Regions from separate parts of the Homo sapiens genome. Here all the other regions are linked to region 2. The links are chromatin contacts, found by Hi-C or POLR2A ChIA-PET in ENCODE. All regions are on one chromosome and are shown on one strand. The core of a region is the stretch at or near the end of the contact, and the rest is flanking DNA. Distances in the headings are between cores, read along the strand shown. Region 1 has its middle 16 kb from the start of IER5. Region 2 overlaps STX6 (syntaxin 6). Region 3 overlaps MR1 (major histocompatibility complex, class I-related).

Region 1 (3,856 bases), core at 649-3,148, 120 kb before region 2:
CGGGAGCTACTCTGCCCCACCTTCCTTCCTGGAGAGGAGGACCTACCCTTTCCTCTCTAGGGCTGGTGCCAAAGGGATGAACAATGTGATTGCTGGGGGGGCGGGTAGGGGTGCAGGGAGTCAAGAAGTGGGAAGAAGCAGCCGGTGTTCGAAACAAACCAGAGTAACCAAGCAGAGATGGAGGGAGAGAGATGTTTAGTCCTCAAGGTGCATTTCAGGAGTCTTTGACCAGTTCCCAGAAATTTCCTTCATTTAAGCTTCCAAGCAAAGAGACTGCTAATGGCAGCAACGGCAGTAGAATCCCCAAAGCCTCATCAAGGTGCCCAAATAATGTGACCTCAAGGTGACAGAAAAAAGGATGGCGTCAGTGAGGTAAAAGGGGCACTCAATCTAGGTAGCCATTTGCAATCTCCCTTCTGCTGTCCCACAGCCCAGAGAGAAAAGAAAAAGTGGAAAGGAAACCGTGAAAAGAGGCAGAGACATCAAGAGAGTTTCTGGAAGAGTCTTGAAAAGGGCAAGGACAGAAAGAAGATGCCAATAGGAAGGGGAGAGGACAATACAAAAGGTAATGTGGAGCTGAAAATAGGAGAGGGGAGAGTCGCCCTTCCATCAAATGTAATGATAAAGCTACCAAAGGAGACCAGAGAGTGGCGGAGGGGGAAGGTCAAATGGAGGCGTTCGTGAAGGCAGAGCTTTGGAGAGAGGGCCAAACGTGAGATGGCGAGCACACAAAAAAGGCGCTCCAGGAGGCAGTTGAGGGGGCTGGAACGAAGTGAGAGAGAAGAAGGAAGAAATCAAAGGGTTCATCGAGGGAAGGGGGCGCCTAGGAAACACGCCCGGGAGGGCCCCGCTTTGTCTGGCGTGGGCGGCGGCGGGGGCAGCACGTGCAGCCGGGAGCGCGCTGAGCCGCCAGGCTCCGAGCCGAAGAGCGCCGAGAGGAGACACGACGCGCGGGGGCGGCCCCAGCCCCTCAGACCAGCGAGACCTCTCGCCGGCGGGCCCAGCGCTGCAGAAGGGGCGCATTGTTATGTCCCAGGTCGCAGCAGATTGCCGCTGTCCTGCAATACTCTCGCATCCTGGCACCGCGCCACTGGCACGGCCCGGGGGCTGGAAATAACTGCGCCGTTCCCATGACGACGAGGAAGCTCCCCCCGCCCCCGCCCCGCCCCGCCCCGCCCGCTGAGCTCCGCCCACCGGTACCCGCCGCGGCCGCCTCCCCACAACGGAGCTCCCCCGGTCACCCTGGCAACGGCGGCCGCGGCGCGCGGGAGGTGACTCTAAAAGCGGCGGGCCCCGCCCCCGCCCTCCAGCCCGCAGCGCCGCGCCGCGCGCCCAGCCCCCGCCTGGGCCTGCTCTCGGGCGGGACCTCACTGGGGCAGCCGCGGGCGCCGGCGCAGGAAGCCTCCCTTCCCCCTCGGCCCGCCGGGCCCGGAAAGGCGGGAGCTGGGAGGAAGCTTCGCGGCGGCCGAGGCTGCGGGAGAGGACGAGCGCGCCCCATTTTCTCCGCGGAGCCGCCCCCAGCCCTCCTGACCTCCGCGCCCCTTTAAATCCTCCGCGGGTCTCCCCGCCCTTCCTGCTGGGATGGGAGGAGACCTTAGCGGACGGTGCTCTGCCTGTGCGGCCAGATGAAAGGGGGACTGGGAAAATGAAGCCAGCTCTTGCCGGTGGGCTGGGGGCGGCAGGAATCCGGAGCTCTGGCCGCTGGCGGCACTGGGCTTGAGGGAAGCGGCGGCACGGGAGGCGTCCTCGGGAGCCGGGGTCTCACGGTCCAGGGAACGCCCCCGCCGCCGGCTTGCTAGCGAGGCATCCCGTGAACAAAGAGGCCTGCTTCACCCTACTGGGGCGATCGCCCCCCGGAGGGAAGGGTTTCCACCTTGCACGGCACTCGCGCGTTTTGTCTGTTGGTTGTGGTGAGGAGGGTGTATTGCAGATCCAAAAGGAGCCTCTCGGCCTCCCAGGGTGTCTGGGTCAGAATTGAGACGTTCTGGGCGAGGAGGTGTTGGGAGGGGAGTAGGAGGTCGGAAGGAGAGAGGCCGACCCAGTTAGCTCTGTTCACACCGTCCCTCTCTAGGAGCGGAGCCTACACCTGACTTGTTTGGAATGTGAGCTTTTGCAGGGGACAGAGGCCCTGGCACGTAGAAAGTTCTAAACTGTCTGGTGAATTGCTGCAATTAAAACCAGAGCGGCTCCTTCAGTTGTCCTGGGTGGGCAGGGCATCCCAAAGAAACACAGAAAGTATGCAGGGTCCTTTGAAAATAGTGCCCATATCAAACAAAATATTAATACTTCGCATTTGTAAAGTCCTTTCCTCTAAGAATGTTGTCTCGTTCCATATATATTTTCCACTCCATAAAATTCTAGAGCACAAAGAAAGGATTCATATGGGAGCGAATAGAACAAGTAAAGACGGTCAGCTGTGGTCACAGTGGAGGAACTGAAGAGTTTAGACTTCACCAGCTCTTAGAGCCCTGTTTTCTTTGAAGTGGTTACAACCGAGTACTTTGGTGTGGCCTAAAGAGTTTGAAGGTATACAGTTAAAGGACCTGGAAATAAGATTGGGCTGGCCATTGGGGCCTTGCTTTTCTCATCTGTGAGATGATAGTTGTGAAAATGAGATTAGACTGTATGAAATATTCTTCGTAAGCCATAGGATATGTTATACAAATGCTTTAGTTATTGAAACATCTATAAATTGGTATACAAGTCATGATTACTGTAGTTGCAATACGGAGTTGGTGGGGTGCTTCAGATTTGCAAGCTGTAGGAGGTGGGAACAGGACTGAAGGGCTATGTGCTGATGAATCTCCTTCAGCATTGCTGTGGAATGGATATGCTTCCCCAAAATTCATATGTGTTGAAGCTCTAACCCCTAATGTGACTATATCTGGAAATAGGGTCTTTAGGAGCTCGCTCTCTCCTCTGCCATGTGAGGGTACAGCAAGAAGGCGGCCATCTGCAAGCCAGAAACAAAGCCCTCAACAGAACCTGACCATGCTGGCACCCTGATCTCAGATTTCCAGGCTCCGGAACTATGAGAAATACATTTTTTTGCTTAAACCACTCTGTGATATTTTGTTATGGCAGCCAGAGCAGACTAAGACAAATATGTCTTCGCTTGGAGCTAAGCGCCCCTCCTACCACCTCCACCACCTGGCGTTTTGTTCAGCACTTCCACAGTTGTCTCATTTTTAATTTGTAACCGTGTAAGTTGGAATTGGCAAGATTTATTTTAAAATGAAGAAGCTAAGAAACAAAAAGATTAAAAGGCCTGCTGAAAGTCACACAGATTGTGAATGACTGAACTAGAACTAGAGTCTCCCCAGACAACATCTAGTCCCTAGCATCTGCCAGGTTCTGGGCTAGATTCGAGGGATAAGGAGATGAATATGATTTAGAGGTGGAGAGGGTACAGTCTGGTCAAGCAAAGAAACGTGAACAAATCATTACATCAAGTAGAAAAGTCTGCAAGGATTCATTGGCCCAGCAGGTAAATGGGAAGGGTGGCCCAGGCAGGGGAAGACTGGGAAAACATGGCTTTGGGGGAGCCACAAGTGCTGCTGAGGATAGGGTACAGTACAGAGAAGGAAGGGGCAGAGATGTCCCAGATGCCATTGGAGATTCAGCTTTGCTTTCACTTTCCCAAGGACTCATGGCCTCCCTAGGGCCCTGGCCAAAGGGGAGACCTGAACTTAGAGATCAAGGCTAAGAGTCCTTAAGGACCTAATGTGCCTAAGGAAAAGCAATAGTAAACTCTTCCATTAGTTTTATGTTGACCCTTCTATAGAAAATTATCTTTGTTTTTGGACCTAGCTAGGGTCTCCTAAGGGGTTAGTTTATTAAAGCCCTAACCATTTGT
Region 2 (4,115 bases), core at 1,463-3,962:
AACCTCCACTGCCTCCTGGGTTCAAGCGATTCTCATGCCTTGACCTCCTGAGTAGCTGGGATTACAGGTGCGTGCCACCACACCCAGCTAATTTTTGTATTTTTAGTAGAGACATGGTTTCACCATGTTGGCTAGGCTAGTCTCGAACTCCTGACCTCAGGTGATCCGCCCGTGTCAGCTTCCCAAAATGCTGAGATTATAGGCGTGAGCCACCGTGCCTAGCTGATCCCTTTCTTATGGCACATTTTTTTTTTTTGTGATGCCTTAGAATCAGAGAATGGAAGACTTGTATGTGCAGTCTTTATCTTCTCCTTGTAGCTTTAACTTGGGAAAAGTTAAGGCTTTGTGATCCCCCACCGTGTTTGGTTTTTTTCCCAGTAGAGTCACTTTCGTTGTGTTTTTTTTTTTTTTTTTTTTTTTTTTTGAGATGGAGCCTCACTCTGTTGCCCAGGCTGGAGTGCAGTGGCGTAATCTCGGCTCACTGCAAGCTCTACCTCCCAGGTTCACGCCATTCTCCTGCCTCAGCCTCCCAAGTAGCTGGGACTACAGGCGCCCGCCACCATGCCCAGCTAATTTTTTGTATTTTTAGTAGAGATGGAGTTTCACCGTGTTAGCCAGGATGGTCTCGATCTCCTGACCTCGTGATCTGCCCGCCTCGGCCTCCCAAAGTGCTGGGATTACAGGCGTGAGCCACCGCGCCCAGCCCAGTAGAATAACTTTCTTTGCAGTTACAAAATCCTTCTTTATTTTACTGGTTTTTTAAGATTTCCTTGCCAAAATAGGGAACTTATGTAAAACAACAGTTAAGCCAGTTACTGTTTCTCCTGAACATTCTTTCATTGATAGAAAAATACCTACTACTTCAGAATAAGATGGCATGTGTGGATCTATTTTAAATTGTTATGTTTAAATCAATACTGAAATATTTCAGCAAATTTGCACCAGGATGAGGATGAATAAACAATTTTCATAATAGTTACTGTATAAGATATGTTCCAGTGACTCTTTACATGGGAAATAATATATTTTAAATTTTAAAAAATCCAGTATCTCTTCTTTATCTGGTGGGGGTTGCTTGGTGGAAGGAGAAACTGAGATGCTCCTTGAGGTAATCTGAATGTTCCCTGACTGTAGAGCACCTCCCTTGTGTTAGAACATGCCCTGTTTCTTGACACCTTTTCTTCTGTTGGTTTCCTACTGTCAGGTACATGTTATAAGGTCTAATAGGTTAGCTTTTTGAAGCAATATTTAAATACATATGCAGGTTTACTTTTCAGAAGTTTAACTCATAGGTTACATAACAGTTCTCTGGGGCTCAGTTTCTTATCTGTAAAAATATGTTGAGTCCTACCTCTCCAGGTAATTGTGAGGATTAAATGAAATACCAGTAAAGTAGAAGTGCTTAACTGCGTTTACCATTTATTTATTGGTACTTAGTAAATGTTTTTAAGAAATTGTAAGGCAACAAAAATTGTAATGGCCCCAAGGCGCAATGGACCTATTACATCCAAAACAAAGAGAAGCTCCTATCTAGAGTCATTTTCTTCTTTCTCTTTAGGGACAAGTATCTTTGTTTCTAGCGGGCTCTTCATTGCCTGAAACTGTGCATATATGGGAAGCAGGCACCAGCTTAGTTCATCTGTCACACATTTAGAGAAAGGTTTGCAAAGTCTTTTCTGATTCCCTCTGTTCTCTCTTCTGCCTTCTCCCCTCTACTTAAAAACAAAACAATAAACAAAAAAAAGGTGTTTTAATGAAGAATTGTATAACCAGTTTAAACTCCAGGCCTCTCACTCATGTATGTAGTAGTTGCAAAGTCAAGTAGCTACTTCAGCACCAGTTCTGTTTGGGGAAGAGCAAGTGAACAAAGATGCACTGTCTTTGTTTCCCAGCATTCTGGGTATGAATAATTTAGAAAAGTACTTGCATTGTGAGAAGCGACCCAGTGTGTATAAATAGCACTGAAGTTTGCTTATGCTTTATTCTACTTTTTCCCAAAAGAAAAATTGGGGAAGCAATGTAATAACTTTGGTTATATTTGTATAGGAAAAAGAGCCAGGAAACAGAGCATTTATCCTGAACGGTGCTTCACTTTTGACAGGTTGCTTGTGTTTTCATTTTAATCTTTGCTTGCTACCCAAAGAAATACTCCCTAAGGACCTCTTCCTGCTTGGTGCTTTCTGCTTCAATTTGACAAACAAGCAATTTGTATTCGTCTCTGCTCTCCTCCATAATTTTTGCAGAAGTTCACTGCTTTAGTAATCAAACCTGTACATAAAGGAAGCCTATGGAGGCACAGCGAAGTGTGATTAAGTAGTTACAGGCACACAGGCGGACCATCTCCGCTCCCCGTGGCTGTCTGCTTCATGGGGAGAAACCAACCAAGACTCCACATTTACTTTTTTGAATGACCCAAGAGAGACACTAATTGTATTCTCCTACCCACAGAAGTATTTTATTTTAAGTAGATACTGAGATTTTTTTCCCTCTTACTTTCCAACATTCCATTAATCTTTTCTCTTTAGGGGAGAAAAATATTTTGAGAGAGAGAAAAAACTACCATTGGAGTTCTTTTGTTCCGCTCTGACTTTTTGAGGCAGGTCCTGAGCTTGCAATGCTGCTTAAAACTTTCCACTTGAGGTCACAAGAGCCCCTGTGGTTAGTACCCGTTCCTTCTATGCATGAAGCCTCTGCGGGAAGTGCTGAGAAGTCTGCTGGGGTAACAGCTCCCTGGGGTTACCTAGTTCATGCTTCGTAGAGGCAGCTTAGCCACTTCAGAGGAAAACGGCTTTAAAAGAACATCCTCGGGTTGTGCTGGCTTGTGTGGTATATGCTTCTCCTTGGTGAAAATTCCTACTTAATACAGTTGTGGAAGAGAAGGTGATTGGAGGGTGGTAGGAGGCATGAGTAGAGGCTGATGGAAAGCCAAAAAATGGAAATCTGGTTCAGTGTTGGAAATCTGGTGCTGAGAATAGCGAGATGCCTGAGGGAAGGGGGTAAACATAGGAGTGTGTGAGGTTGAGGGCGGGGTTGGAGAAGGAATACTTTCTCCGTTTTTGTCCTGAAAGAATCGCAACTAATCATTTTAGCAAAGTGGTTTTAAATTATTGTAAGCATTTTAATCTTTTTAAAAAATTAATAAACTATTTTTAGAACAGTTTTAGGTTCCTAGCAAAATTGAGCAGGAAGTACAGAGAGTTCCCATATAGCCCCCTTCCCCCATGCATAACTTCCCTGACTATTGACATCAAGCATCACGGTGGTACGTTTGTTACAATCAGCCTACGCTAACACATCATTAATCATCCGCAAAGACCGTTGTTTACCTTAGGATTCACTCTTGGTATTGTACATTCTCTGGGTTTGAACAAATGTATAAATGACATGTATCCATCATTGTAGCATCACACAGAGCTGTTTCACTGCCCTAAAAAATCCTGTGTTCCACCTGTTTATCCCTCCCTTCCCCCAACCCCCAAACTACTGATCCTTTGACTGTCTCCATAGTTTTGCTTTTCCAGCTTGCATATGGTTGGAATCATATATCACAGATCCTTTTCAGATTGGCTTCTCTCACTTAGCAGTGTGCATCTAAGTTTCCACTGTGCTTTTTCATGGCTTGATAGCTTATTTCTGTTTTAACACTGAATAATATTCTATTGTCTGGATGTACCACAATTTATCCATTTACCTACTGAAGGACGCCTTGGTTGCTTCCAAGTTTTGGCAATGATGAATAAAGCTGTTATAAACACCCATGTGCAAATTAGCCAGGCGTGGTGGCGTGCGCCTATAACCCCAGCTACTTGGGAGGCTGAGGCAGGAGAATCGCTTGAACCCAGGAGGCAGAGGTTGCAGTGAGCCGAGATCACACCACTGCACTCTAGCCTGGGTGACAGAGGGAGACTCTGTCTCAAAAAAAAAAAAAAAAAAAAAAAAAAAGTGCAGGTTTTTATATGGACATAAGTTTTTAAGTTCATTTGGATAAGTAACAAGGTATGTGGTTGCTGAATGGTTATGGTAAGAGTATGTTTGGGTTTTGTAAGAAACTGCCAACCTGTCTACCAAAGTGGCTGTACCAGTTTGAATTCCCACTAGGAGTTAATATTGCTCCA
Region 3 (3,969 bases), core at 565-3,064, 81 kb before region 2:
ATACCAACACAGAATAGCTAAGTGTCAGTTGAGTGGCAGAGCTGAAAAGCACTTAGGCGTTTAGTAAGGGAATTATTTCTCTGAGGATAGGCTATCAGGAAGACAAAAGGAAACTAGAGGATTAGAAGTTCCTCTGTCTCACTGAACATCTCTGAGTTCCTTGCTGTCGCCATCGCCACTGCCTATGGGTCCTCTTAGCCCAGCCCAGCGGCTGCAGGGAAGGAGGCAGTGCTGAGCCCTTCATCCTCCCCATGTCCTTTGTTTCATGGCATATTTATGTGCAGGCCCTCCCATCTCACTTGAAAGTTTTATTCAACCTGTGTCTTCAGTATTACTATGAAAGCTCACTGTCAGAGTTGTATTTCTTTCTTTCTTTTCTTTTTTTTTTTTTTTTTTTTTTTTTTTTGAGACAGAGTTTCGCTCTTGTCGCCCAGGCTGGAGTGCAATGGTGCAATCTTGGCTCACTGCAACCTCTGCCTCCCAGGTTCAAGTGATTCTCCTGCCTCACCCTCCCAAGTAGCTGGGATTATAGGCACCAGCAACCACACCCAGCTAATTTTTTTGTATTTTTAGTAGAGACGGGGTTTCACCATGTTGCCCAGGCTGGTCTCGAACTCCTGACCTCAAGTGATCTGCCCGCCTTGGCCTCCCAAAGTGCTGGGATTACAGGTGTAAGCTACCGTGCCCCCAGCCAGAGTTGTATTTCTTCTGTTAGCAGAAAACCCAGGGACTGTTTTATAGAAATGCATTCTAGATTACAATCTCTAAAATTATTTTCTGTGATGTGAGCTTGATTTTTCTATAAGCATATGTCTGGGCCATTTTTGTACTTGCTAATTTTCAGAACATCATTGTGCTGTGTTGCCTACAGAGTCTGGCTTGTAGGAGCAGCAGTTCATTTTGTCAATATGCATATGTACTGAGTGCCTACTATGTGCCAGGCACTGAAGTGTCAGGCCTTATGGCGCATATATTTCATGAATGGTTGATTAACTAATGAAGGCCATAAGAATTTGATTTAAATATCAGTATTTGTGGCAGATTATTAATAAGAAACTGGGGTAAAAAAAACTCTGTGGCTTGAATGAAAATATGGTGTATACCATGCCACACAGAAAAAACGAATAATTCCTTGTGGCTGGGGGCAGTCTCTAAAAATGTCATCATTAGGCCCAGAAACATGTCATCTTGTAGACTAATTTCAAGTCTGTGAAGCTGCACTAGTTTACAGATCTTTGAAATTTGATCTCAATTTCAGTTGCAAAGACCTAAATTGGATTAGAACAGCTTGCCTGTCTTCTTCAGGGATCCTCAGGGACCAATGACCATTCAGTCTTTTAACAGTAAGGTGAAGGGCTGCCCATGTGCTCGGCCTTGGTGGGTTACATCTGGTTTGGCAACTTCCTGTTGTGTGTAACACAGGGACTGTGCATTCGTAGCTGTTTCGTGAGTAATATGCAGAGTGCATGTGTTGGGTATTTTAAAGTACGTGAGAGGGTTGTGTTTCAGCAGCTGATGGGATGCCAAATGTTTGACTTTTTATTATTCCAGCCCTTCAGATTTCCCCAGAATTGTCACCTTCTAGAGCGTGTGTCTTGCCAGTGTGTTCCAGGAATTCTCTATTTATGCCACTGTGATGTTGCTCAGAAAACAACAGAGCTTTCGGTTAGTTCAAGTAAACTTAGAATCTGCGCTGATGCCTCAGAAAGGAAGAAAGGCCAGGACGGCCTCGGCTTGGGTGGCACTCTTATTTCTCCCTTGGTTTCACTTCCTTATTTTCGTGGCTTCCCATTTCATCCTGTAGCCTCCTCTCAGAAGCTGTTTCCCCCCTTCCTACTCCCTTCCCACCCCCGGGTTGTTTCCCCGGTTGTTCCCACACTCTAGCCCATTTGTGTCCTCAGAGGTCTGGCCGCTGCCACTGCACCTGCCTCAGACCCAGTGTCACCTCGCCAGGGCTTCAGCCAGCCTGACCTTCCAGCTGCCACCCAGCAGCTCAGCTTAGGGACTCAGAACCTTCTGGCCCAGACCTTCATACCCAACTCCCGCCCAGGGGCAAATGCAGAAGCCTCTGCTGGTGCAGCCAACACGGAGTGGGGGCAAGGCGGAGAGGAAAAGCAACAGCTCAGGGTGTGGTAAGAGTGCTCAGGGTGCTTCCCAGCTCAGGGCATTGGTAAGAGTGGGTGGAATTTGCATGTTAAGAACTTTCATTAACCAAATACCCAAATGGTGACAGAAAAGCAAATTCAGACTAGTTACATTTCTGGAAGGTTTCAGATATTTGGGCCCCCAAGATGGCTGAGAACTCATTTCTCAGCACCTCTTCTCATAGCCTTCGAGAAAAACAGTACCTCCCATAAGAACCTCCGAATTCTATCTTTGTCTTTAATATGTATGTGTTGGGTGGGGTGGGGGTATTGATGGAATGTTTCAGATCACTAATCTCACAGACAATGCAATGACAAGATAAAGTTTATTAGATGGAGAATGTTAATACAGCTGAAACCTTTGAAGAATTCAGACCAGTCCTCAAACCATTCATCCTGAGTACCTGGAATGTTATATGATCTTGAGTGGGATATTTCCCCTCTATGACTTCAGCTGTAAGATGACACTGTTCTTTTGTACCAGTACATGAAGACTAGCTAATTAAAATACTATACTAGTTCATTCAAAAAGTATTTACTGAGTTGCTACTACGTACAAGGCATCATGCAAACAGACTGTGCAGTATTACATAAAATTTTTAAAATAGATTTCCATAAATAAACACCATGATAGGATTATGTAACATCTTCCAGGGAATTTTAACCGTTTGGATGTACTACACAGTGGTTCTGGTTCTACCAGTCTAAATGAATTGACTTGTTTTTTTTTCCACCATCACTCCTCCCTTTCAATTCAATTCATTCATTCTGGTGTGCAGCCCATTTCTGTCTATTTTCTAATGATATGACCAGAGCCACCATGTAGGCTTGTGCCCTGCACAAGGATAGATACCCCACTGGGGAACAAACGGGACCAAAATCTACTCTGTGTTCTGCTGGCCAAGCCGGGTGACCTGGCCTGGGCTGGCGTCCTCCCAGAAGAAGGGTTCATTTTTCCAGTTTGCACACATGTGCTATTTGTGGGTTAGCTGAGGCCCTGCTTATGTCTTCAGTTGGTTCACAAACCAGAAACAGAACAAATGGCCATCATTTGATTACAAATGTAATCAAACTAGATTTACAACCAAGGCTTGCTGAGTGGCATTATGGGTTTTATCCTGTTGCATGGCAAGCCGCTCATGCACGGGCTGTGCTCAGTGTCCTTTTTCCTCAGCCATGCCAGCCATGGGGAAGCAGGAGGGGAGCTTGTTGGAGAAGGTGGCCTCAATGAGAGCCTTGGTGCATTCCCCTGAAGCCACAGTTTGGGGCTTCTCCCTCAGCAGGGGTCTCCACAGTCTGAGTGTTTTCAGAAATCTTATATCCAGGGGACCCCAAATCTTATGTCCAGGCCCCAGGGTCTGAACTCATATTTAAGTACTGAAAGGCATCAGCATCTCCCCTCTGGTTGAACTTGACCTTCTTACTGAGAACCAGCCAGGCAGGCATCAGAAGCCTCAGGCTCCAGAGGAGAAGCTGGTGGGCAAATAGGTCAGGAGCAACTGCTTTCACCATCAGGGATGAAAGTTGAAGACCAAGAACACTTCCTTGTCCTGTGGTGCAGGGGTTGGGATGGAGGGGTGAGTCTTATAAATGGAAGAGAACTAAGTGTTGTGATTTAAAGGAAGAACATTTGCCTCCTGCCCCCAAATGCTCCCAAACTCTCCAAAATTCCACAGATTCCTTTGGCTTAACTCCTTTCACAGAGGTAAGCTAAGGTAGTCAGTCTCACTGTAGTTGCGGTGAATTCATTTAATGATCTTGGTTTCCTAACTGCTAGATAATCCAGTGGAGCCAAAAAATTTTGGTGGATTGAGGGAACCTACAG

The links. Hi-C counts contacts between places; a loop is a spot of excess contacts on that map. ChIA-PET counts read pairs that join two places held with the same protein, here RNA polymerase II (POLR2A). Pooled maps may share reads with other maps.
Region 1: a pooled map shows a loop between it and region 2 (3-fold over the local background). The contact joins two enhancer-like sites. A Hi-C loop is called at or near these places in 1 of 168 maps with a recorded cell type or tissue (astrocyte of the cerebellum) and 3 of 50 pooled maps. POLR2A ChIA-PET finds 5 or more read pairs at or near these places in 8 of 52 experiments (BJ, GM10248, HCT116 and 5 more).
Region 3: a pooled map shows a loop between it and region 2 (3-fold over the local background). The contact joins two enhancer-like sites. A Hi-C loop is called at or near these places in 1 of 168 maps with a recorded cell type or tissue (ovary) and 5 of 50 pooled maps. POLR2A ChIA-PET finds 5 or more read pairs at or near these places in 1 of 52 experiments (activated T-cell).

The regions. Positions count from the first base shown.
Region 1 is chr1:181,102,818-181,106,673 of GRCh38, reverse strand. No RefSeq gene overlaps it. Among named protein-coding and RNA genes, the nearest start is that of IER5, 16 kb to the right of the region's middle. RefSeq lists silencers at 855-904, 1,165-1,654, 1,675-1,734 and an enhancer at 427-1,321. Within about 2 kb of position 1,898, at least 29 of the 41 ENCODE cell types and tissues checked have a DNase peak (open chromatin) inside an H3K27ac peak, as active enhancers do.
Region 2 is chr1:180,980,373-180,984,487 of GRCh38, reverse strand. The region is part of intron 7 of STX6 (syntaxin 6); the gene reads left to right. Among named protein-coding and RNA genes, the nearest start is that of KIAA1614-AS1, 28 kb to the right of the region's middle. RefSeq lists a silencer at 2,721-2,800. Within about 2 kb of position 2,712, at least 2 of the 41 ENCODE cell types and tissues checked have a DNase peak (open chromatin) inside an H3K27ac peak, as active enhancers do.
Region 3 is chr1:181,060,421-181,064,389 of GRCh38, reverse strand. It overlaps MR1 (major histocompatibility complex, class I-related), which reads right to left. Exons shown (of 6, transcript NM_001385161.1): 6 at 2,452-3,969. Among named protein-coding and RNA genes, the nearest start is that of IER5, 26 kb to the left of the region's middle. RefSeq lists enhancers at 1,543-1,592, 2,233-2,362. Within about 2 kb of position 1,814, at least 16 of the 41 ENCODE cell types and tissues checked have a DNase peak (open chromatin) inside an H3K27ac peak, as active enhancers do.